Linked DNA regions of Homo sapiens: regions 2, 3, 4, 5 and 6 are each linked to region 1. Evidence: read pairs that join two places in POLR2A ChIA-PET (ENCODE). Cell type or tissue: MCF 10A. All regions are shown on one strand. Region 1 has its middle 110 kb from the start of MIR944. Region 2 overlaps TP63 (tumor protein p63). Region 3 overlaps TPRG1 (tumor protein p63 regulated 1). Region 4 overlaps TPRG1 (tumor protein p63 regulated 1). Region 5 overlaps TP63 (tumor protein p63). Region 6 overlaps TPRG1 (tumor protein p63 regulated 1).

Region 1 (4,000 bases):
CTTGTTCTTCTCCAACTAGCTTTCCCAGTCTGGAGAGGTATGCCCTAAAGGTGGAGCCATTCCTTTGACTCAGGGTGGACATTTTTTCATCTCCTCCAATCTTTGCCTGTTTTAGGTAGAGTTCTCTTGTTGTGATGTCTGGGCATCAGAGGAGAGGGTATGAGGCCCACAGAACAGGTGTGTTCAAATCATTAAATGGGAGATAATTTGAACGCAGAAAACTACCTCTTTTTTTTTTTTTTTTTTTTTTTTTTGAGACAGAGTCTTACTCTGTTGCACAGGCTGGAGTGCAGAGGTGTGATCTTAGCTCACTGCAACTTCCGCCTCCCGGGTTCAAGCAATTCTCTTGTCTCCACCTCCCAAGTAGCTGGAATTACAGGCATACACCACCATGCCCAGCTAATTTTTGTATTTTTAGTAGAGACAGGGTTTCATGATATTGGCCAGGCTGGTCTTGAACTCCTGACCTCAGGTGATCCACCTGCCTTGGCCTCCCAAAATGCTGGGATTACAGGTGTGAGCCACCACGCCGGGCCAACTACCTTTTATACTACAGCTAACTACTAGTGTAGGATGGTTGATGTGATGATTCCCTTGTTGCCTAGTTTTGTGGATTTAAATGATAGAAGAGCTGCTCATCTTACAGTCATTTAAGCTACCTCATCCCTTTCCTTTCTTAGACCTTGGCAACCTGAAAATATGGGCATAAAAAAAAGGATGGGGATCAGGTAAATAATTAATTCCTGCGGCTGGGCACAGTGGCTCATGCCTGTAATCCTAGCACTTTGGGAGGCTGAGGTGGGTGGATCACCTGAGGTTGGGAGTTCGAGACCAACCTGACAAACATGGAGAAACCCCGTCTCTACTAAAAATAAAAAATTAGCCGGAGGTGGTGGTGCATGCCTATAATCCCAGCTACTTGGAGGCTGAGGCAGGAGAATCACTTGAACCTGGGAGACAGAAGTTGTGGTGAGCCGAGATTGTGCCATTGCACTCCAGCCTGGGCAACAAGAGCGAAACTCCATCTCAAAAAAAAAATATATATTAATTTGTAAGACAGTCCCTTGATACATAGAAATCCTGGCAGTAGCTCTGAAGTTAAAGGGTGTATTTTGGTGTCTTTGTCTACTGCATGTAGACTAACTTCTTATCACATTAATTCTTGGTATTTAAGGTTTAACCTTCAACTTAGGGCATTGAGCTTCTATTGACATTGCCTTCAAATTTCCTGCCCTTCTGTAGGGGCAAAAATTAAGGACTAAGAGAAATTTTAAGATCTACTCAAGATCACACATGAAGTCATCAGAACTCCTGATTCTCTCTCCATTCCTGAACTACTCTTCCAGCCGTCTTGCTATCTCAGATCCTCCTCCATAAATAAACATTTTAATTGTCACTTTTTTACTATATTAGGAACTATGTTATCTAATAAAAATAGAAAAGAGAAACACAAAAATATTAATACTAGTTATATCTAGATGATGGCATTAAATGTCAATTTTTTTGTTTTTCTTCCCATATTTTCCAATCTTTAACACTGAACCATTTATTAATTTTATCCTAGATATATGTATGTGTGTGTGTGTGTCTGTGTGTGTGTATACACAATTTATTTCATAAGGCTGCATACAGTGGTATACAAAAGTCCTTTAAATAGTCAAAAGACATAACCCATCTGAGTATTATTGCTACTCAGTTATTATTCAATCTCTTGACCACTCTGCAAACTGTTAGGCTTTCTCTCAAGCTTTTTCTGGAGAGCAACCCTAAACAAAGGTGTTAGGTTCAAGGATACTCAGAGATGCAGTCTGCCCTCTTCTAGCCATTTAAAGACAAAGTCACCTCAGCCCGTGCTTTCCTGTCACCAATGCGAAATGTAGCCAGTAGCACAGTCGTAGAATCACATCACACTCAATTTCGTGCTCTTGAGGTCAAGGCCCAGCAGAATGAAAGGAACTGGCAGGTGAGAGAACCTTGGGTGGAGAATAGAGCACTGAGTCATTAAATTCTCACCAGATGTTAACTGGAAGGCTTCGGCCCACCCAGTAGCCTTAGGCAAAGTCTCTTGGCCATTGTTTTCCCATCTGTAGGCTCTAATGCTGACCAACCATCCCCTCTGGCACCTTATAAGGGAAAGCTAATTAGAAAACTCATCTTGCAAGAATGCTGCAGAGAGACCTTTCACACATGGAGTGGAACCACAGTGCCTTGAGGTACTGTGACTCAGTGGTGTATCTGACTTCCAACACCCAGGCCTGATCATTCTCCAGCCAAAAGGAGGGTGACCTATCCAGCAAAAGCCAGGCAAATTCCCACGGGGCCAGTCACAAGGATAGGGCACGGGAGTGGCAGGTCCTCACAGTGCCCTAGAAAGCACTAATTACACCCATAGTCTCAGGAAGAGAAGGGAAGAGGTCAGCCAACTCATTTGCTCATTTGTTTATTTTATTAGTACCTATCGTCTGCCCCTAAATATATTATTCCCTCCTCATGTACCAAGGATTGCATTATTTGCATGGGGAAAACAAAGATGAATCAGATAGCTCTGGCCCTCAGGTCTACTTAGAGGGAAAGATAAACCTTAAAATATTAAACACCTTGTAATCACTGCGAATGAAGGCATATACATGGAATGGAATAACATGGAATGACAAAGTCAGGTGTAGCTTAACTTGAGAGGGAAAGTGAAGGTTTACATGAGAATTAAATTAATTGTTAAGTGTAGAAAAATGAATAGGAGTTTGCCAGGCAGTGAAAAGCATGACAGCTAAGGGGATACATGTATATAAGTAAGTAAATAGGAACAGAAAAGATAGAATAAACAATCCAAGTGTTTAAAGTTCATTTCGTGCTCTAAACATTCCATAGATCTCAGCCATGTCATTCTCTAAAATTGTAATAAAAATTTTACCTCTGTTCACAGTAAAATTCTTATTTCCCAAGTAGTAGAGCACATTACAAGAGAGAGAACGGGAAAAAAGAGTTGAATAATCTAAGGCCTCCTTAACAAAACAAAACAACAAAACAAAACAAAACAACAAAACAAACAAAAAACAAACAAACCAAAAAGGTGCCGTGTCTTTTCTCCCAAGGTTCCAGGATGCTTTATCTTAGAAACAGTCAGAGGCCCTGCCCAAGCTGGCTCTGGGTTGTTCTTCTACTCCATCTGCCAACTTAATTATTTGATACACTTTTTCACTAGGATGGCTGGGAACCACCCAATAGCCATCTGTGTGTATGTGTGTCTTTTAAGGTTGCTATCCCTCATGTTTTATCTTCTGTTTTTATTTTTCTTATTTCCCAACTTCCCCTAGCCTTGGGTGTGTTCCTGTTTGGCCTCTGTGGGAGACACTCACGTGTCTCTCACTACCTTGTCAGTCTTGCTTTTTCCCCAATAATTTTCACCATTTCTCTCACCTCCTGAGACGAACCACTACAAGCAAAGCTGTGATATCTTTGCTCATTCCCTTTGCTTTGCTCTTATTTCTTCAGCTTAACATGACAAGGAAATAAAGTGCAGCCACAACGGCTGAGATGAAAAGGAGTTACATATTTTGGAGACAAGAGTGCCCTTCTTTTCCCTGGAGGCAAATGTGAGCACAGTGGTAGAGTCATCATCTTAACACATTGTTCTGTGCCCGGATCTTGTGTCATGTATAATGCAATAGATAGATTGTGCGGGCCTTGAAGTCAAACTCCTAAATGATTATGTAATATCATTCCACAGAGAAAGTAGAATCTCCTCAGGAGACTTATAAATATCAAGGTAGACATAGAAAGACCAGCAATGCCTTTGCAGAACATTCTTCTCTAGTATTTTGGTGCCTTTCTTCAGGAGCACAGATTTTGATGCATAGTCCATGGGCACAAACTTCAGCTTCTGTCCTGAGACTAGAAACGATCCACATGCACACTATTTTACTATTTTAAATTAACATAAATATGCCTTTGCCTGCAATTCCTTTCTTTTATTCTCAATGACACTACTGAGACATGAAGC
Region 2 (4,000 bases), 75 kb after region 1:
AGAAACTGTAGCCTGGGCCAAGTAGAATAGCTACCATGTAGTCTCCTGGCACCCTCTTATTTTTTTTTCATTTATTTTTTATTTTTGAGATGGAGTCTCGCTCTGTCGCCCAGACTGGAGTGCAGTGGTGCCATCTTGGTTCACTGCAAGCTTGGCCTCCTGGGTTCACACCATTCTCCTGCCTCAGCCTCCCGAGTAGCTGGGACTACAGGTGCCCGCCACCATGCCCAGCTAATTTTTTTGTATTTTTAGTAGAGATGGAGTTTCACTGTGTTAGCCAGGATGGTCTCGATCTCCTGACCTCATGATCTGCCCACCTCGGCCTCGCAAAGTGCTGGGATTACGGGCATGAGCCACCGTACCCAGCCTCTTATTTTATTTTAAAGGCAAGAAAAATAAAAAGAAGGAAGCAGGAAGGAGTAAAGATAACCAGTAGTTCAGGTCATCTAGTAATTACTAATATTAAATAGTTCAACCACTGTGAAAGCCATGAATTTATTTATCATTATTCTTAGATACTGTCAGCCAAAAAAAAAAAAAAAAAAAAAAAAGGCAGACTGATCTGCCATCGGAGTGCAGAAGTCTGAATCAGGTAGGTGGGTCTCAAACAAAAATGCCCACAGAATCTTGACCTTCAAGGAGGTTGAACAGTTAGAGATTCAAATTCTGCTTACCCTCGTTGAATTCACGGCTCAGCTCATGGTTGGGGCACCGCTTCACCACCTCCGTGACGTGCTCAGCTTTTTTGTAGACAGGCATGGCGCGGATAACAGCTCCCTGAGGAGGTGGGGTCATCACCTTGATCTGGATGGGGCATGTCTTTGCAATTTGGCAGTAGAGTTTCTTCAGTTCAGTGGAATACTGCTTAGAGTTGGGGCCAGTGGAGAAAGGAAGGAGAGAACCAACAGGAGATATTGTTACATTCCAAATCAGAACAATGAAAATCTGTCCACTTTTTAGAGCTGCATGCTGCCTGTTTACTACTGGCTACTATAGATGTGACGTATGTCAATGTTATTAGAGGAAGTTATATTAATATTTTGTGCTATCATAAATAAAACCCCATGTTTACAAAAGGTTTTATGTTTATCAAAACACATTTATGCCATTATTTCCTGTTATTTTCCTTTAGCATGAAGAAGCTGAGGCTCAGAGGGGTTTAAATGAATGAAACCACGAGTAGCTTCATAGATTACCAGAAGCTAAGTGAAAGAAGAGTATTGGCATGTACTGAGTGATATTAAACAACAACCACAAAGACAGATTTCTGCCTAGATTACAATTAATCCAGTCTTTAATATACTTTAGAGACACTCACAGGAATTAGGGTTCATGGGATTTTTTTTAAGATGGAATATCTGTTAGAGAGTGAAGAGATTTCGCCTGACGTCAGATCGCTTGAAACTGTAAAACAAGAACTCCCTTGAACGCCTGCACTTTCCTTCTGATGTCAAAGACTAGGAGAATGCAAGAGCTGAAAGGGGCTGTTTGGTCCTAAACTCCTGAAAACACCGGGCCTGATGTAGCACAGCTAATCATGGCACAGAAAGGATCTGGATGCAGATCTTCTCACTCACAAGTGAGTGAAATTTTTCCTTCTCCAGGGAGAGGAAGTTTAGTGGTGGTTAGTTGCTTGTAAGTTGGCAAAACGGGCTGGAGAAAGCCTGAGACCTAGAACCAGATAGAGATCCCATCCTGTGTTGCTTCCTCTTCCCACTTCTGAAGCAGAAGAGAACCTTCATTCTAATCCTTACACTATAGTAAACCTTATCATCCCTGTGCTCTGGGTCAAAGCCCTATCTCTACATTCCTAGCCACTCAGGCACTTTGCTCAGGCAAACCACCCAGGCACTGGAATTGCTGGCCAAGAGTGGGGCACCTAGTAACATGTATCCAAACAAAGGATAAACACACACACAGGTTGCAATCGTAAGTTGGCCCCAACATCCTCCCAGAGGAAAGATGGTGGGGGGGCAGAGCCATAGTGGCAATCGGATTCGTTACTGATATGTCCCACCCTAACTCTCACTAATGGCAAGTATCTTAACAAAAATCACACATTTAAAATGTTGCTTTATTTCTTCATTTTAAAATATAGTATTTGTTTAAATGACCTTTCCTTTTCTTCCAAGTATTCCAGCACACAAAATTTTTAGTTAGAAGTTTCCCAATGCTAGAAAAGTATTGCAAAATCAGTCCTCCATGTCCGCAGGCCATGGATTAGACGCAGCAAAAGGGTTTTATATAGCTTGAAGAAATAGGAAACATGCCAAACTTCAACCACAAAAATAAAATTCTACTTGGGAAACACTGAATGAAATCTAGATGGGTATTTTTGCTCTAGTGCTTTTAACTAAAGACTTACACAGAACTTGTTTTATGACATGTTAAGAACTTCCTTTTATTGAGAACTTGAAGAAAATAAGCATATCCATTCGTGTTTTCGTTAGGAGGTATATAACGCATAATCTAACCATGAATTTCGTAAGATGACCCTTAGGAAAGATGACTGAAAAATAAGTCTGTCAACTAATACCTAAAGGCAAATAAGGTATCCTTCCAAGTATGTAAAGATTGCAGAAATGAAGGTTAAGTGTTCAGCGTAGAAGTTTCTTAAGGAAAACATTCCATTTTAATAACTGATATACTATAAATCAAGCTCGAGAGAGTACAGTATAAAAGCATTAAGAATAAAATTAAGGATCGTCAAGTGCTAATTCTTGTTCATTCTCGGGGATGGGGGTGGGAATCTAATTTTTAAGCTTAATTAATGATAAATAATAATAGCTTCATCGTTTACTGAGTTCTGCCTTAAGAAATTTTATCCTGATACAACCCTAAGAGGAAGGTATTACAAGCATACTGTCTCTTATCTGAAACCACAGGGGCCAGAATTTTCAGAATCCAGAATTGTTTAGATTTTAGAAAAATAGTAGTTTGCATAACATATGAATGTATCCAGCAGAATTTAGGGTAGCACCATAAGATCAAACATTATTTCTGCAGAATTCATAAATATTCACACTAACTGATAAATGACTACGAAACCTGGGTTTCACCATCAAATGAGTGTGCCACAAACTTAAGAAATCAAAATAAAACTGAACCAACTTCTGATTTTCAGAGCTCTTGGAACTTCAGAATTGTAGATAACAGATAATTGACTTGAATTATCATCCCTATTTTATAAATAAGAAAATAAATGTACAGAAAGGACTTGCCCAAGAACCTGCTTAGTAACTGGTATATGAGTCTATCCTAGTCCTGTAATAACAGTTTCTTATGTCTCTGTTCTCTTAACTCAGCCATGCAAATGTTTACCTTTTTCTAGTTTCCAACATTGTGGTTCTTTTCTGAATCAATTACAATGCTTACCGACTCTTCTCCAAGCATTAAAATGGAGCTCAAAAGTGGTCTATTTAACATAGTTTTATTAATTTCTCAGTATATTGCTTACTCATTTAATGGTAGGGAGAGGCAGCAAGTGATAGAGTTGAAAAAACTTTGGGCTAGGTGGAAGACAGCCTGGACGATTACACCAGCTGCTTCTGGGAATTCAAGGATACAGTCTTGCTCTTTAACATGGTTTATTGAGGACTTTATGAGGCCCTCTGTATTATGGCCTTATCTATCTCTAATTCCCCCTACCCCTCCACCCCCACCCACACACATTTCTCACCCCATGTTCTACCCATACAAACGTTTTAATGCTTCAAACACACCATAGGATCATCACCCAAAATTCAAAATGCTATTCCCTGAAATCATGTCCTTTGCAGCAACATGGATTGAGCTGAAGGCCATTATCCTAAGTGAAACAACTCAGAAAAAGAAAATCAAGTATCATGTGTCCTCACTTATATGTGGGAGATAAGTAGTGAAGACACATGTGGTCGGGCACAGTGGCTCATGCCTGTAATCCCAGCACTTTGGGAGGCCGAGGCAGGCAGGAGCTCAAGACATGCCTGGCCAACATGGAGAAATCCAGTCTCTACTAAAC
Region 3 (4,000 bases), 670 kb after region 1:
GCCGGGATGAGATCTAATTCAAAATTCCTGACACGGATATCCAGGCATGTTCCCTCCAATATGGTATAATTTCTGTAAAACCACCTGGACCTTTTTTTTTTTTCTCTCTTCAGCATGTTATTATTATTTTTCTTAAAAGTAGCCAGAAAGCAATTTTAAATTATCAAATTTTATTTCTGAAGATCGGACTTTGAACAACATAGCTAGTTTGTGCTCTCGTTACTCTACAGACAAAAAAGAAGAAGAAGAAGAAGAAGAAGAAGAAGAAGAAGAAGAAGATCCAGAGAAGAGAAAAGATAGCCAACGTCAGGGAGCCTGTTTATGAAAAGTCAAAACTCTATATCTACTCAACCAATGCTCCATTTCCTCCATGTTTCCACAGAGCATGTTCCTTTTTCCTGGTGACATAAAAAGAACAAAACCAAAAAATGCTAGAATTTGTAAATTTAGGTCAATGAAAAAACTCCTTAGCTGTTTACCCATCTTTAAGTCTTACTCTCAGCTTTGCCATGGAATTCTTGACCACAGTCCCCTAAGACCACTGTAAAATGAGGGAGATTAAAGCAAACGCTGAAAAATCCCTTGTAGCTCCAAAAGCTTGTATTTCTTCTCACCTACTTTTATTTCTTGAATTATATTTATAGCATCTTGGAAGGCTCTAAACACATCATAATTAACAGGGTTTTTTTTTCTGCAATGAATCAGAAGAAACAAATCCTCTGCCAAGTATCCCCAGCACACATGCCATTCCTCCAGATGAGTTCTCAGGAAATACACCCTGCACAGCTCCGGGACTCAATACAATTTCTTGAACATGCCTCTTCTCACTTGTATTTAAACTGGCGCACCTAAGTAAGGTCTCCCCTCTATGAAGTGATCCACATCAGCAAATATTATTACAACTCCTAATGCAAAAGGATTCAAAAAGTGAAAAACGAAAACAAAATAATATATGGCTGGTGATTAAAAGAAGATTTAGAAAATCATGGAGACAGAGAGTCACAGTTTACGACCTTGAGACCACACATTGTTATGGAAAATGTATGTTTAGGATGGATTTTTACTGGAGTACCCAAAACATTGAACTTTCACCAAGAAAGTTAGTGATAGTCTTTTCTGCTTATGTTTTGCCTTGTGCCTTTTTTTTCTGTGTGCTTTAGCTCTTGTTTTGTTCTTTTTTAAAAAGAAAAAAAGAAAAAAAAAAACCTCAGGATGTTAACTCTTGTATTTCTAAAGACAGATGATGCCCAAAGAGTTAGAAATTTAATTGTTGAGTCTTAATATCCCATTTTCTGGAGGAAAATGTATGAAATAAGAGGGTTCTCGTCATAGAGAAAATACACATGCTAAATTGACAAGGCTTGAAAAGCCAACATTCAATGTTCACAAGTAGCGAGAACAAAGAGCACCCTAAAGCCTGAAAGATCCAAAGTCTCTAGCTTCCTAGATTCTGTACTCGGTGCTTCAGGTTCCAGAAAAGATTCAGCTCTTTTTTGGAGAACTGATTCCTTCCTTTCATAAAAGCCAAATCTCTGACATACATTCCATCTGCGTTTCAGGATCTTGCTATTACGACGCTAAAGACTAGGAGCCCTTCCCTAGAAGAAATGCAACATCTCTAGCATTGATGAGCTTTCTTGTCATTCAGAGATACAAACTATTATAGAACCTCAAAGTGGGTGCCATCACACTAAATGTATCATAGTGAGTACAGGATAAATTTTGGCGCCCTTCTCAGGCATTCCCCAGCAGGGATGGGATCCTGCCCTCTGCAGGAATTCTTAGGCAACAACTTCCTAAGGAGGTATTTCTCATTTAAATATAACCTCCTGGCAACCAAATATTTATCTGGAAGAAATGGGGAGTGGCCCTGTCCAATCAGGCACCTGGGTTCAGTCCATTACTCAAAAATAACAGGATTGTGGTATTTGGGGAACGCCTCCCCACGGAGATTTGCCAAGAAATAGCTCAGCAATCCCCCATCAGCCACCCATCCTTGTCAACATGCCTCCCTGGGCATTAGAGTGAGTGGACAGCACCGCACCCAAAAATCAAACCCCGGGCATTCTTGGCACAGATACCCAAAGGCGAAGTCAAGAGTGTACATGACAAAATCCTCGCCTGCTGCCCTGTTCATCACAGCATGTGATGTAACTTGATCCTTGCTGAGGATGGTAAGTCCATAAGCTCCAAGGCAATTCTCTTTTCAGAATTTATCTCCATCCAAGTGACTTCCCTCCATTGAATTCCAAGACCATTAATCAGTATTGTCCACAAGAGGGTGATATTCAGAATCTTATATGTAACCTCTCATTTCCACACCAAGATCAGGCATCCAACACCTTTTACCAGGACTGACTCCAAGACCTGATCACACTTTTCTCAGTGCTCCAATTCATCCCACATACCGCTCCCTGTTCTAATCATTTACTCACCATTCACATACAGCAATGTGCCTGCCATATACTAATGTTGTGCTATAGGCTATAAGGACACAAAGATAAGCCTTCATGCTCTGAAATCTTTATGATGTCAGTTGGTCAATCAAAATAAATAAAACCTCCTATCTTACCATTCAACACTGTCCATGAGCATGTTCTCCTCTCTTCCACTACTGTCTCTATTTTCCAGTCACCCAGGAGACTAGTCATGATTACTTAAACAACTTTTCACACTTTCATATCATTCTTTTTGTCATACTCTTCCTCCAGTTTATGAGCCACTTTATAACTCTCTACCAAAATTCTTCATTCTGTTGTCTCTTTAGCAACAGTTCCCACCACTAAAAACGATTGCCTTGTCTATGCTCTCACAATATGTTGCTTACATCTTTATTTTGGGCTTTGTCAGATTATGCTTTATATGAAAATTAGTTTTCTATATATTTACCCTCTTAGTTCCCAATTAGATCTCAAGCTATTTGAGGGCAAGGCCAATGTATAAAGTCATGCATCACTTAACAAAAGAAATACATCTTAGAAATATGTCATTAGGCTATTTTGTCAAGGCTACTTTTGGACACCCTACACAAGGCTAGATGGTATAGCCTACTACAAACCTAGGCTATATGGTATAGAGTATATTGCTCCTATGCTATAAACATGTAACAGCATGTTACTGTACTGAATATTGAAGTCAATTATAACACAGTGGTAAGTTTTTGTATATCTAAATACATCTAAACATAGGGTACAGTAAAATATGATATAATTTTGTGGGACTGCCATCATATATGTGGTCTGTGACCAAAACTTTGTGTGATACATAACTGTATTTTATCTCTCTTTCCCTATAGAGACAACTAGACCATTGTCCTCCATTTGTTGAATCACCAAATTAAAACTATCTCAACTTAACCTTTCCAAGATCTGGGTGCAGCAATATCCAAGTTAGCATAAAGGGGAAAAAAAAAACACAAGGAAAATGCATAATGACGGTAACTATATGAAATAGCTGAAACAACTTTGTAACTAGAAAGATCAAGGAATATCAATTACCTAATATTCTTAGTTATAAGTTATGCTTTGCTCTAAAACCAGCTTCTGATGGTCAATAATAATACAAAATATAACCATAGGTGTTTTAGGGAGCCATTTATGGGGTTTAAGGTCACTGTTTTGTATACTTGCAGAGTCATCCCATCTTATACATGCCTTCAGCTTGGCCTGAATTGTGAGATACCATCTTGTTCCTATGAGCATTTTCACATGTGCTTTCTTGATCACAAAAACGGATCTCCTGTCTCCCATTATTAAGGCTTTGGCTCTCTTACACCAACTCATCATGTCCCTATTCCCACCAGAAAACTGGCTCCAGCTCTCCGTTAGTTTGTCACAGAGTAACAGGCCTTGAGTTGAGTGAATGATGAACACTCCTTTTCTGTTGAACTTACAGTACAGACTGTAGTTCTGACTGCCCCACTCTGACTCACTAGCTTCTCAGGATATAGCTGCCTATTAACATTTTGTAACACCTTAAATAATACACATAGAGGAACTGA
Region 4 (4,000 bases), 660 kb after region 1:
ACAGTGCTTTGAATGTGAGAGACAAAGTTTATAGAGCTCTGGCACAATACTTGACACACAGAAGCATAGGAGATGTTTTCAGATGGAAGAAACTGAGGCTATGTTAGATCTTGACGCTTGCCAGAACAAGAATTTAGGTTTAGGTTTCCTAAGTCCTAAGTACCTTTTTTCCTCCATGATGCCACATTTAACCTTATTTAACAAGCATATGGACTACAGAGATGGATAGAAATTGGCATTGTTCATAGCATCATTTAGCCCATTACTGACAAGGGACATTATGGGTCTGGTTACACAATCTGCTCACAGTACGTAAAGCAATCTGCTTTCCAGCACCGGCTTCCAGCACTTGGAACTGGGTTAGAAGACACAGGCCTGTGAGAATCCAGACTCCTGACCTGTAGACCCCTGCTGCTCTCTCTCCACCCAGGGCACTCGAGCAACCACTGCCCAAATGCTCACCTTGGGAAGATTCACCTGATAACCCAGGCAATAGGTTACCCAGGCCCTTCACTGCTCCTGAGACTTGGGGTCAAAGCATCATTTTAACTCTACAAAGGCAGAATATTGTGGAAAGAAAAGCCACCAAGCCTAATCAAGCAACAAAGGGCATGTGGAAGGAGCATGGTGGCAGAGGCTTTAACATCCTGCATAGGAGTGGAAGTCCTCTGGAAAGAGGGTTGATCAGCCTGCAGACACAAAGCCTGAGAAAGGAAATGATGTAATGCTCACAAATCTGAAAGGTGCTTATGGATACAAAGAAATAGGCTTCGACGTGGCTTCAGAGGCAAAAGAAGCACTGATGAATCAGATTTGTAAAAACAGAAGTTTGTAACAGCTATATCTTATTTAAAAACAGAATATGCTGGCTGAGGAGGTAGTGAGTTCCCCATTTTTGAGTAAGTTGAAGCAGACACCAGTTTCCATCCTGCCAGCTAACATAATAGTGATTCCAACAATGTGGGATTGGACTCGTAAAGCTGTAAAATACATTTGAATTCATGGATTGATGCTTCTCATGCTCCTTAATATATTAATTTTCTTTTTTGGATTTAAGTTGCCTATACATAATTCCAACAATTATCTTTCTAATTAATTAATTGACTTTCAGCACTTCAAGACGTTAAACTTTGATTTAATCTTCTCTATTCTGTATACTGTCCAAACGTGTTCACTGCAAACATCTGATGAGTGACACATTTTGATTTGGTAAGACTTGAATCAAAAATGAAAAAACACATTTTAAAAAATGAAGCTTTTTTCTAATAGCATAGAGCTGTATTTATTCTGATTCTTAATCTTATTGACTGCATTTTTTCCACCAAACTATCAGACCACCCAAATCAATTCCTCTCTTTATTTTGAATTTACTGTTTTTTGAAATATGTATGTGGTTTTGAAATTCCCCTGGGATCTTATGGTATGAGGTGTTGTGTGCGTATGTGTGTGTTTAAGGTGTCTCCTTTATAGCTTGATAATTATGTTTGGAGTAAGTGCAGCATACGGACTTACCCCCATCACACACTCAATGCTTTAAAAGCCCTTGGAGGGCTGGGGATTGTAGGGAAAGCTGCCTTGGTTGGGCAGAAAGCCACATGGCTGCACATTTCTCACAGACCTCCTGTTCCATGTTACTTCCTCTATCTTTCTGTTGCCAAACCACCACAGTTCAGCTAATTCCTCCTCGAGCAGCGTCTCACCCAGTGCTGCAATTATAGTGGAGACAGAAATGGAGTTAGAAATGAAGTAACAAGGAGGCAAAGAGAGGAGGCTACTATGATTCATCCCGAAAGCATCTGGAGTCATTAAAAAATATATACGTTGTCCAGTAATCACTCATTTTATCCACTAACTAAAAAAAAAAGAAAGGAGGAAGAAATGAAAATTAGGTGTTTCGAAAAACCCTGCCTCTCTTGGTCTCTTCCCAAGGAAGCAGCTTGCTTAAGGGGGCATGTATATGTTCCAAGCAGAATGCCAAACCTGTCATCATAAATAATCCCAAGGTATTATTTAGAACAGCCATGAGCCAAGCCAAGGAAGAGACTAGGGATTGTTAACAATGTCTTGTTTTTACACTTTATGATTAATACACATGATCTATTAAGCTTTTCCTAAAATGAAATCCCTTAGACATCAGTACTTTAAAGCATGCTTGAGGCAATATTTGGGCACTTGTCTTATGACTTGGAATTTTCCAGGAGAAAAAAAGGAGGAAAACCATGACATCAGAGCCCAAGAATTTTTGCTCACAACTCAATTTTATGGGAAGTTGCCTATTCTGCTTTCTAGTAGTCACTCAACACTAAATTTCACACAATTCCTTTGAAACCAGCTTCTCCTGACTGCCACATGCCTACTAATGACATCCTTCTTCCCCCTTCAGAATTCCAGTCTTATCCATTTTAACTTTTTTAAAATGCTCTTCCACTTCTGCAATTCCAACCACAACCCCCTACTTCCAGCACCAAATCAAGATCTGCTGTTGTGCCACATCCATGGGGGCCACCACCTCTTCATCTTCACAGCCATTTCCATCGCTCAGCCTTTCATTCCCTCTTACCAATTCTATCGTGGCAGCCTCTTCACTGGCCTCCCTTCACACCCTCCTTACCTTGCCTTCCCCTCTCAGTGTTCCTTGTGTTATCATCACATATACTGTTTCAAGAGTCTTATTGGAGTAGCACTTCTCATTTTTTTTGCATCTAGAAAGCCCTTAACCAACCAATGCTTAAGGTTCACTTCCTTTAAGAAGCTTTCTATGATTCCCCTAGGTGTCTGAACAAGATATCCCTACAATACTTATGAAAATTATTGTATTTGCCTCTCTTCCCCACTGAAGACTTTGAGGTATGAGATTGTCTATTTTCTTTGAATCCTCAACAGTTTACATAGTGATGGACCTATAGAGGGCATGGCAAAATCTGTGTGTGTTTGTGTGTGTGAAATAACAATTGGATGCCCTTCCTCATTTAAAATGGATGCATTTCCCTATTTAAAATACAACAGTAGCTTTATTGCCACCAAGAAAATACAAACATTTTACACTGGCATTCAAAGCCTCTCCTATTTGCCCCAATCTCTAACTTTATCACATCCACAATACCTTCATTATATTCAAGCAAAACCACATCTGCTGATTGTTCTCTGAATTTCTTTCCTGACCATATGGCTTTATTCTTGCTATACCTTCTCCCTGGAATAGCCTTTCCCTCTAACCCTTTCTTCACATCCCAACTTCCCACCTGTTACTATCTTCCAAAGGTCTCGTCTTATACTATTTCCTTTGTGTTGCCCAGATGCAGTCACAACTGTATGAATTCTCTTTATTGTCAATTCGTCTCCACTGGCATATCCTTATTGCACCTTATAATATAGCTGTATATATACTTGACTTATCCTTGCTACTAGAGCATGTAGTAGTTATAGCAGGAACTGTGTTGCTTGGCTCTATATGACTAAAACATCTAAAACAGGGATGTACACATATTCATGCTCATTGCATGGTTATTCTATTAAGATTGTTTGGATCTGTATTGAAATAACACTGTATGTATGCTGTTTGTTGTTTAAGTCAAGTTGTCAAGTAGAAGATTGATTTGAAGTTCAGCTAAAAAGAAAAAGGCCTCAGACTTCACTGCAGGTGATTCTGTTCCCTTCTACTTAGAGCAATCAGAAGACATAAATACATGCAGTGCCTTAACCTCAATAAATATTTGATGAATGCATGGTTTTGTGGATTACAATTGTTAGTCAATAATGACTTCATACACACACACACACACACACACACACACACACACACACACACACTCATTACATTATCAAGAAATGCCCTTGGGAAAACTTAGTGATTCTTGTTTATTATTTATTTTTATAAGAAAAAAAAAGCACAGGTCAAAATTCAATTTAAGGTGGGAATTAACTGTTCATATGCTTTTAAATGTTATCAAAATTAATTGATTATCTTCAAATGTTTTTAAATTGGTAAGAAATACCTATT
Region 5 (4,000 bases), 96 kb after region 1:
CAACTGATCATCCTTCCTTTGACTAGGACCCCAGTTTTGTCATTCTATTTCTAAACTACATGTGTATAATGGGGCAGTAAATATTGCCCAGTGAATCATGGAAACAAAGCCAAGAGGCATTGAGTTTGGCTTCTAGTCCTCTACCTGCCCACTGACTTACTGCATCATCTTGGGCAAATTATTTCTCCTCTGGGGCTCCAACTTTGGCCCCGGATTTTTTGATTCACAAATGAGGCATTCCATTTTAAGACTGTATCCACATCAAAGGAAGGGGAATTCTGCAAAGTGAGCTTGCAAACAAGTCCAAGGCCACCATATCCTTTTGGATCTATCACAATGATCAGGCAGACGCAGATCCCAACATTGGCCCCACAGTCGTCTTGGCAAGGTATTTACTTCTCCCTGCCTCCCTTCCTGCCACAGCCGTCTAGCTGCCAGACATGTACGAATTGTGCTCTTGATCATTTTTTTAAAAAAATCCTTCCTCCAAGCACTTTTCCTGATGGCTCCAGCCAAAGGGCCGCCTGTTGCCACCTGTCAGTTGCGGGGATTAATTACCTGAGCCAAGGAGGCTGGGAGCGGCACATTCTTCCCGGGCCGCGCCCACAAATGTTGACATCAAGCAGGTGGGCTGTCTGCTACTCACTTACCGTGAGGACCAGCCAGGAGCCCACTGGGCCTGGCAGGTGGTGGGAGTGGGGCGACACTTAGACCGTGCCACAAAGCAGCAAAACCTCTGCAGGGAGTAATGTGTCCTGGGTCTTCTTGGGGAGGCCATAGCCAGCTTTGTGGCTAGCCCTGGGCACTGGCCCCAGAGGCAGCTGTGTCCTCCCTGCTGAAGGGCAGCATGTTGGCACCCACCTTGGGAAGGGGCGGGGGTGGAGCTCGCCAGCCTTGTTCTAGTTGCCTGAGGGTATGGATTTGGAAACCCAGTCTAAAAAGATTTGACAGACTTGATCGGTAATTTTGCAACTTTATCTCCCCAGGAGGGTAAAATGACCTTTCATTTAGTGTCTCCTGCCAGGGCCACCTCTGTCAACCCCACCTGACCAGTAATATCATTCACAGTTACCTTCACAGAGCAGACACTGGGAGGCATTTGTCAGAGTGACTGTCATACAGCAGGTACTCGTGTTAAGGTCGGCTTACTCTTACATGTTTCCTAAAGTCACGACCATCATGAGAAAAAGGCCAGGGTGAGATGACACTGATACGTTAGAGGTGTAGAAACAGGAGCTCAAAAGTTGAAAGCAGCACTCCAGTGAATGGTGGAACTGAGAACTGAACTGCAGTTAGTTTTCCCTCTTCTCAGTGCTGATTAAAGGCCTGCAAACCACCTTCCTGACTACTGGACATCTATGTGCTCCCCTGCCCCTCAATAAAACAAACCTGGACATTCCTCAGCAATACAGGAAGACACAATTATCTGTAGAGTCAAAATTCTTCTAGTAGAAACCCTGGATGGGCAGAGAACTCTTACCCCTCACCCCTACTGGACATACCTAGTTTAACTCCCCGATAAATGAGAGACCCAGAGAAAATATCACACCAGAAGTTAGCAATGAGACATAATTAGAACTTGTGGCTTCTAATTTCCAGCCCTGTAATCTTTTCACTGTAAAACATTCCTGTACCTCTTCTCTTTAAGATGTTATTGGTGGGGGACAGGGTTGGTGGGCAGATCGGAGAGCTTTATGGACACAGACGTGACATACACGCGCTCTCTCTCTCTCTCTCTCCAGACAGAAGACAATACGTTGCAACCCCCTTCCACTGCAGTAGCAGCATGTCTGTCTCAGCACACTGCTCTGCAAGTCAGCTATCATTTTCCCTTAAGGTAGAGAAAACATTATCCTCCCCCTAAGGGTGGCTTGCTACTCCCAACTGCCTGCAAAACCGCGGGCTACTACACTATCATTTCTTTCCCCTCTGGGCCCAAACTGGTTTTCCCTGTTCCTTCCTCAGCTCTTACTTTGTTGTATCAAGAAGTCACGCTTCTACAAAAACGATAGCCCTACCTAGAGCTCAGCGTCCTGCCTGAGATATGTTTTACCCCCTGGTCCAAGACAAAGCCTCACGCAGTGGCACCCAAAGTCGTAGGAGTCCTTCCCTGGTAGCTGACCTCCTTCAACACCTGGACGCTAGAGGTGAAAGTTATTGTCTATGCTTCCACACATACTCTTTGATTGTCTTTTAAAATGACTCACAGTATAGAATTCTTAAATCTCTGGTCTCTACTGAAGGTTGCATCATTCCTAACAGAAACACGTTCAGAAACCATTCATTCTGGGAGGCACTCACAGCTCAATTTCTATGAAATGACTCAGGTATCCTTGGCGATATAATACCACACATATTGGTTCTCTTTCCTGGTAGATTTGTGGCTTGTTTTGGAGTTTCATTTGTACATCTGCTCTAAAAGTGAGTCCTCTGTTCCAGTAATGGTAATTTGTATCTGCGGGATATTCTTTTTACCGGAAGACTAGGTAGGCCAGTCTGATAAGAAGAAATGGGAGACTATGTATCGACAGTATGGAGAGTAATGGCATCTACTGATTTCCATAAATGACACCATCACTCACCCATCTGTATAGTCCTTAACAGTTTATAGAGCATTTTCATACAGCTATTAATTTAATCCTCAGCTAACTCTATAAGAAAGTCACCTGTATTCCCTTTCTGTCAAGGAAGAATCAGAATCAGAGACTTAAGTAAACTACTTTGCTCACGATAACACAAAGTTAGAATTCTCCAATCTAGGTTTTAACTTTAAATTCAGGGCCCTTACTGTACATAAGGCACATACTATATGTACATTGCAGGATGTCTTCCTGTGCCTTTGTGGTGTCCTTGCCGTGTTCAAATCATTATACTGCATGCTAGGATGGGAAAAGGTGGGGACAAAGTATCCACCCTCTATTTACAAAAGATCTATATATACATATATATAAACTTATGTATATAAATATTGCTGACCTACAACAGTATATAGCATTAAGACACACATATAATGGAGCATGAATTCCAAAGCGCTCTCTAGCTTCAAAGCCCAAGAAGGTTATTGGGAAACCTTGAATAGTTGTTTTTTTTTTTTTTTTTTTTTGGAGACTGAGTCTTGCTCTGTCGCCCAGGCTGGAGTGCAGTGGCATGATCTCGGCTCACTGCAACCTCTGCCTCCCGGGTTCAAGCAATTCTCTGCCTCAGGCTCCCGAGTAGCTGGGATTACAGGTGCCTGCCACTACACCCGGCTAATTTTTGTATTTTTAGTAGACACGGGTTTCACCATCTTAGCCAGGCTGGTCTTGAACTTCTGACCTCGTGATCCACCCACCTCAGCCTCCCAAAGTGCTGGAATTATAGGCGTGAGCCACCGCACCCAGCCACCGTGAACAATTTTTTAACATTTCACACAAAGAATATGTTCCAAGTCCTTACTGTGTATTCTCACCCTCTCCCATCTCTCTCTCTGTCTCTCTCATAAACACACACACACACGTACACAATCTATTTTTAAAACAAAGTGTTTAATACTGTTTGCCTGAATTTGGAGAAGAAAAGAATAAAAGAATTTGTAAAAAAAAAAAAAAAAAAAAAAAAAAAAGACGAAAAGCAAAAAAGAAAAAACTCAATTCCTTAACTCCTAAAACAACTGTACATCCTCCAATTGGAGCAATAGACTGAATTATGGTAGACGTCTACCTTTTTGAGGATTACTGCATGAAAAAAAAAGTTAGGATCTGCACTTTCAATGAAAAACAACACTTACCACCCGTACGTATACACTCAAATACTCTGAATACTGGGGAAAGGGTAATATGACAGATGTAAAAAATAAGACTTACGCTTGATGTATAAAACACAAAAAGCTAACACGTACTGTGATCTACAGTCTAGGCACTTCGCTAAGTTCTTTATGTCTTATATGATCATCGCAGTAAGCTGTGAAGTAGACATTGTTATTCCATTTGCCAGTTAAGTAAATTGAAACTCCTAAACGTGA
Region 6 (4,000 bases), 630 kb after region 1:
CAGTGCCTGAACTCTGTAAGCCCATGATCTGACAATCTATGAGCCGATTTTACTATCAATTTGTTCCCAGACCTCAAAAAGCACAAATAGAAACTTGCAAGTCTCATTTCAGAAATAGAGGATCACTTATTTCAATTATTCCCACTTTCTATCCTCAAGGAAAACAGCTGGATCTGGCCTCCATTCCCACAGTAGTGGAAGTAAGAAGGACAATGTACTCTTTACTTCTAGTAAGTTCCAAAGCCTCCCAGAAAGAGGCAGAGGCAGGGGAAGGGTCCCATAAGGACTTGGTGGAAGAAGGTTTGTAATAGTCATGGATGTTTAGGATCCTAAACTATCTGAGTTGGAAGGCCTTTTGGAGAGGTCAGTTTCCAATTCTTTGATTTTATAGATATGTAACTGAGACTAGAGTTTTCAAAGATCACAGTTCTTACTTTAGTCATGTTAATTACATGTTTCACTCAGTGACTCAGATTCAGAGTTCTACTCAAACACCGTTGTTGGCAGGATAGAAGACCAGAGCAATTACTACTTTAAATCATCATAGCAGACCAATAGAAGTTTTGCTTTCTACACACAAAAAAAGCAAAGACATGCTGAAGGGGTGAGTTTTATACAGTAGAAACTGCTCATACTAGTGGCAAAGCACACAGTCATGAAAAACAAATATGGCTTAACAACACAAAAAGCAGCTACAGGTTGGAAGAAGGAAACACATTCTTTGATAACCAACTTTGTAAGAGAATAAATTATTTTTGACAGGAAAGACTCCTCTCCTCCAAGTTGTTTTTAGCTGAGCTAGAAAATATGCCAGTCAGTCCTCAGTCTGAGTTAATATACTCATTCCGTGCATTCTTCTTTCTTCAGAGAGAAGCCACAGGTCCTCTTGCATAGGGCAACATAGCTGGCTTCCTCTCCCTGGACTTCTCACTCTCCTTCTACCCTGGCCTCCAAAGAGTCTCTGTTAAGGCACTAACCTACCTGTTAGCAAAACTGAATGAGGACACCTAGCTCCCTAGAAGGAAAGATGGCAGCTTTCATTATTACCTCCATCAGCTGCCCCTCCTTTCTACTCATCTCAAATCTCAAAGCTCCACCACAGAATTAAAAACATAGCTCGAGGCACCAAACCGAGATTTATGAGGAAGCACAGACATTAACTCTTGCTCTAAACGCAGGGCGTGTGCTTGTAAGTATGGGTGAGCAAACAGAGGGAGGCTGTGAGTGGGAGGAGGCGGGCGGGCGATGGGGAGAGAGCAACTCAGAACAACATGATCTATTTTCTTAATGTCTCCTTTCCCCCTACCTTAGAGCAAGTATTGTTGAAAGGCAGACTTCTAGGCCCATGAAATGTTAGTCTCTTGCTTATTTAATCTGGACAAAAGCAGGGACAGAGTTGGCACCCTGGAGGGTATTCAATGCTCCTTTGCTCATTGAATGACCTCAGAGGAAATATTTTCCATGACAAGAACCCAAAAGACGCTGGCACAGAGTCAGACAATAAGATTTGCAGAATGTGTTTACATTCTCTCCATGTCCCCAGGCTGTTCCAAACCCATCGGCAGGTGCTGCCTTTATCTGCTCTCTTTGCTCACCTGGCTCCCTCCCAGAAGTTTCCAGGGCCTTTAGCTCAGTGAGATTAACCACTTACTGGCAAGGGTAACCAAGAAATTGTATGGGTTATATTACTTGAGGCAGAGGTAAGTAATAAATAAAGCAGATCGGCAATGTTCATCAAAAAAAGATTCAGGGGCATTGTGGTGTCATTGTAAAAACCTTGAGTGAGAATTAGAAGGCCTGGGTTCAAAAGATGGATCTGCCACTATTCAACTGGGTAACTTGAACCTTTTACTTCTCCGGGCTCCGGGGATCCATCTGTAATATCAGGTAGTTAAAACTAGATCATTTGTAAGATCCTTTTCTACCCCCAATAAATTAAGATCTATGCTGAAAGACCAGAATAATTTGTGTTATGCTGGTTAGACAAAAAAAAAAAAAAACAAGAGTTAACCCAAGGGATAACTTAATGAATATGAGAAATTCTCAGAAGGATACTAAGACCTGAACATTCCTCTCCTAAAAGGTGAAAAAAAGTGATCTTAACCTGCAGAAGAAAAGACTTGAGGTTAAATCAAGAGCAGAATTTAGATCAAGTGAGAGTGAATAATTATAAAAAGGGTTACCAAAAATGGTCACGGAATCTCCCAAACTGAAAGTCCTTAAAAGAGATGTTTATCTGCTTGGGAAACTTTAAATGTGCTTGTCCTAGAGGTGGTCATGTTCATGGCTGAAGAGAGGAAGACAAAGTTTCCAAACCAAAGGTCCAACCTAAGATTTCATGACTCACAATGTTGGAATATATGTGTGTTTGTGCAGTAAATATTTATGCTGAAATAAACATGGCTGCTTACAGTGCCAGGTACATAGAAACCACTTAATGAATTTTTGTTTAATGAAGGTGAATGAATGAGTTTACAGACCAAGTTAGGATGCCTGTCAATTTGAATGTCATATTATTCCATTTTTAGAGTGTTACATGTTATGGTAGTAAGCTCCCTGGACTGGTAGTCAAAAAAAAATGTGGTTCAAATCCTTGCATTTATAGTCACTTTCTTTGTGGTTTAGACTGGGCACTTTTCTTGATGTGCCAATTCCCTCCTTATAAAATAAAGAAGGCACTGGATTGGATAGTGTCTAGAGGACACTCTAACTCTACACAAACCTAACGTGTTTGACCCATCAGAGCAGAGGATTACCAACCTTTGGGTTTCACTTAAATAACACAGAGAAGTATTTTTCCTCAGTGAATTAATTTGGATGAAAGTCATTCTCAAACTTACATACTTATTTTCTTATATTAAAAATAGCTATTTTTAATTACTTAATAAAGTTATCCAAAAAAACACCCAGATTTTAAGACCTAGAAGGGAGTTATTATTCATCATTTATGTCCTGTGTCCTTGGCTCCTTAAATTCACCAAATATAGACTGAAATCTAAATGTTACCCAAATTAATACTCAAAACCCTTATAATACTTTCCTATACTGCTTCCCTTTATGAAAGCCAGCTGTTGTATATGAAGAGTCAGACTATTTGCCTAAAGCTCTAAAAGATTCTTGACTGCTAAGTTTATTGGTTCTTATGTCAGCTGTCTCCTCCATCACCATCAGGCTGCCATTTCTTGCTGCTATCAACATTCCTGACTTTAGCTGCTCTTTTTCTAATTTGTTTTTTCGAAACTTCTATTGACAGGGAAACTAGGAACATACTGTTATTGGGGTGATGGGCAAATGATAAAAATACCCTCTTTCTCAGGCCATTTATTCTAAGGAAAATGCAACAAGTTATTAGAAAAAGCTGTGTTTTCTCAGATGCCATTTAAATGGAAAGCTAATCCAATGAAGTTGACAATAAATAACTTTCGAACAAAGGAGAAGAAACTGGATGCTACTTTAAGTTGTGAGCATCTAAATGGCCTATTTGGAGTCCATGTCTGTCAGAAAGAAACAAATGTCATCCTAGGATTAAAAGTGATAACTTTCTTTCCACTGATGAGGATGACATGAAATGTTGTCATTGCTAGAGTCATACTTCGGCAGACACTGGCATTGTCATATTCTGTACACGGAGCCTCACACCCTGATCCATCCTTCAAACCTTTTAGGGTATAACTCCCTCAATAATGAATAATTAATTTAAGTGGGAACATTTTAAGTAAATCCTTCATAGAAATCCTCCATGAAGTCCAGGGAAATTGCTCCGGATACAATTGTGATGAGGATTCAGAAGAAGGAACAATCTCTCATAGTTAAAGGTATCAAAAAAGGCTTCATTCATTCAATACGTCTTTACTGATCTTTGACTTTGTACCAAGTGCATGCAAGGACCTCGAAAGATATAAAACAAGCCTTCCATAAACTCAGAGCAGCCTAATGATTTTATAACTATGGGGCCTTTTAGCTGGGGTTTGATGGATATAAGGCTTTTGATGAGAAAATA

What was found. Peaks named below come from ENCODE experiments on the same cell type or tissue, not always from the same donor. Only the 100,000 strongest peaks of a DNase experiment are listed, where the experiment ranks them.
Region 2: POLR2A ChIA-PET joins it to region 1 with 21 read pairs; 3 of 35 experiments call an interaction of 5 or more read pairs at or near these places.
Region 3: POLR2A ChIA-PET joins it to region 1 with 27 read pairs; 4 of 35 experiments call an interaction of 5 or more read pairs at or near these places.
Region 4: POLR2A ChIA-PET joins it to region 1 with 10 read pairs; 4 of 35 experiments call an interaction of 5 or more read pairs at or near these places.
Region 5: POLR2A ChIA-PET joins it to region 1 with 29 read pairs; 2 of 35 experiments call an interaction of 5 or more read pairs at or near these places.
Region 6: POLR2A ChIA-PET joins it to region 1 with 10 read pairs; 2 of 35 experiments call an interaction of 5 or more read pairs at or near these places.

Annotation. Positions count from the first base shown.
Region 1 is chr3:189,936,010-189,940,009 of GRCh38, reverse strand. No RefSeq gene overlaps it. Among named protein-coding and RNA genes, the nearest start is that of MIR944, 110 kb to the right of the region's middle. RefSeq lists an enhancer at 1,561-2,760. In MCF 10A, no CTCF peak of the experiment used is centred here; DNase peaks (open chromatin) are centred at 2,289 and 3,609.
Region 2 is chr3:189,861,093-189,865,092 of GRCh38, reverse strand. It overlaps TP63 (tumor protein p63), which reads right to left. Exons shown (of 14, transcript NM_003722.5): 5 at 675-861. Among named protein-coding and RNA genes, the nearest start is that of MIR944, 33 kb to the right of the region's middle. In MCF 10A, no CTCF peak of the experiment used is centred here; DNase peaks (open chromatin) are centred at 1,892 and 2,262.
Region 3 is chr3:189,266,297-189,270,296 of GRCh38, reverse strand. The region is part of intron 4 of TPRG1 (tumor protein p63 regulated 1); the gene reads right to left. Among named protein-coding and RNA genes, the nearest start is that of TPRG1-AS2, 28 kb to the right of the region's middle. In MCF 10A, a CTCF peak has its summit at 1,734 (motif pointing left); DNase peaks (open chromatin) are centred at 746 and 1,986.
Region 4 is chr3:189,274,746-189,278,745 of GRCh38, reverse strand. All of the region lies in intron 4 of TPRG1 (tumor protein p63 regulated 1), which reads right to left. Among named protein-coding and RNA genes, the nearest start is that of TPRG1-AS2, 36 kb to the right of the region's middle. In MCF 10A, no CTCF peak of the experiment used is centred here; a DNase peak (open chromatin) is centred at 1,715.
Region 5 is chr3:189,839,961-189,843,960 of GRCh38, reverse strand. All of the region lies in intron 4 of TP63 (tumor protein p63), which reads right to left. Among named protein-coding and RNA genes, the nearest start is that of MIR944, 12 kb to the right of the region's middle. In MCF 10A, no CTCF peak of the experiment used is centred here; DNase peaks (open chromatin) are centred at 540, 880 and 2,270.
Region 6 is chr3:189,302,117-189,306,116 of GRCh38, reverse strand. The region is part of intron 4 of TPRG1 (tumor protein p63 regulated 1); the gene reads right to left. Among named protein-coding and RNA genes, the nearest start is that of TPRG1-AS2, 64 kb to the right of the region's middle. In MCF 10A, no CTCF peak of the experiment used is centred here; DNase peaks (open chromatin) are centred at 1,256 and 1,516.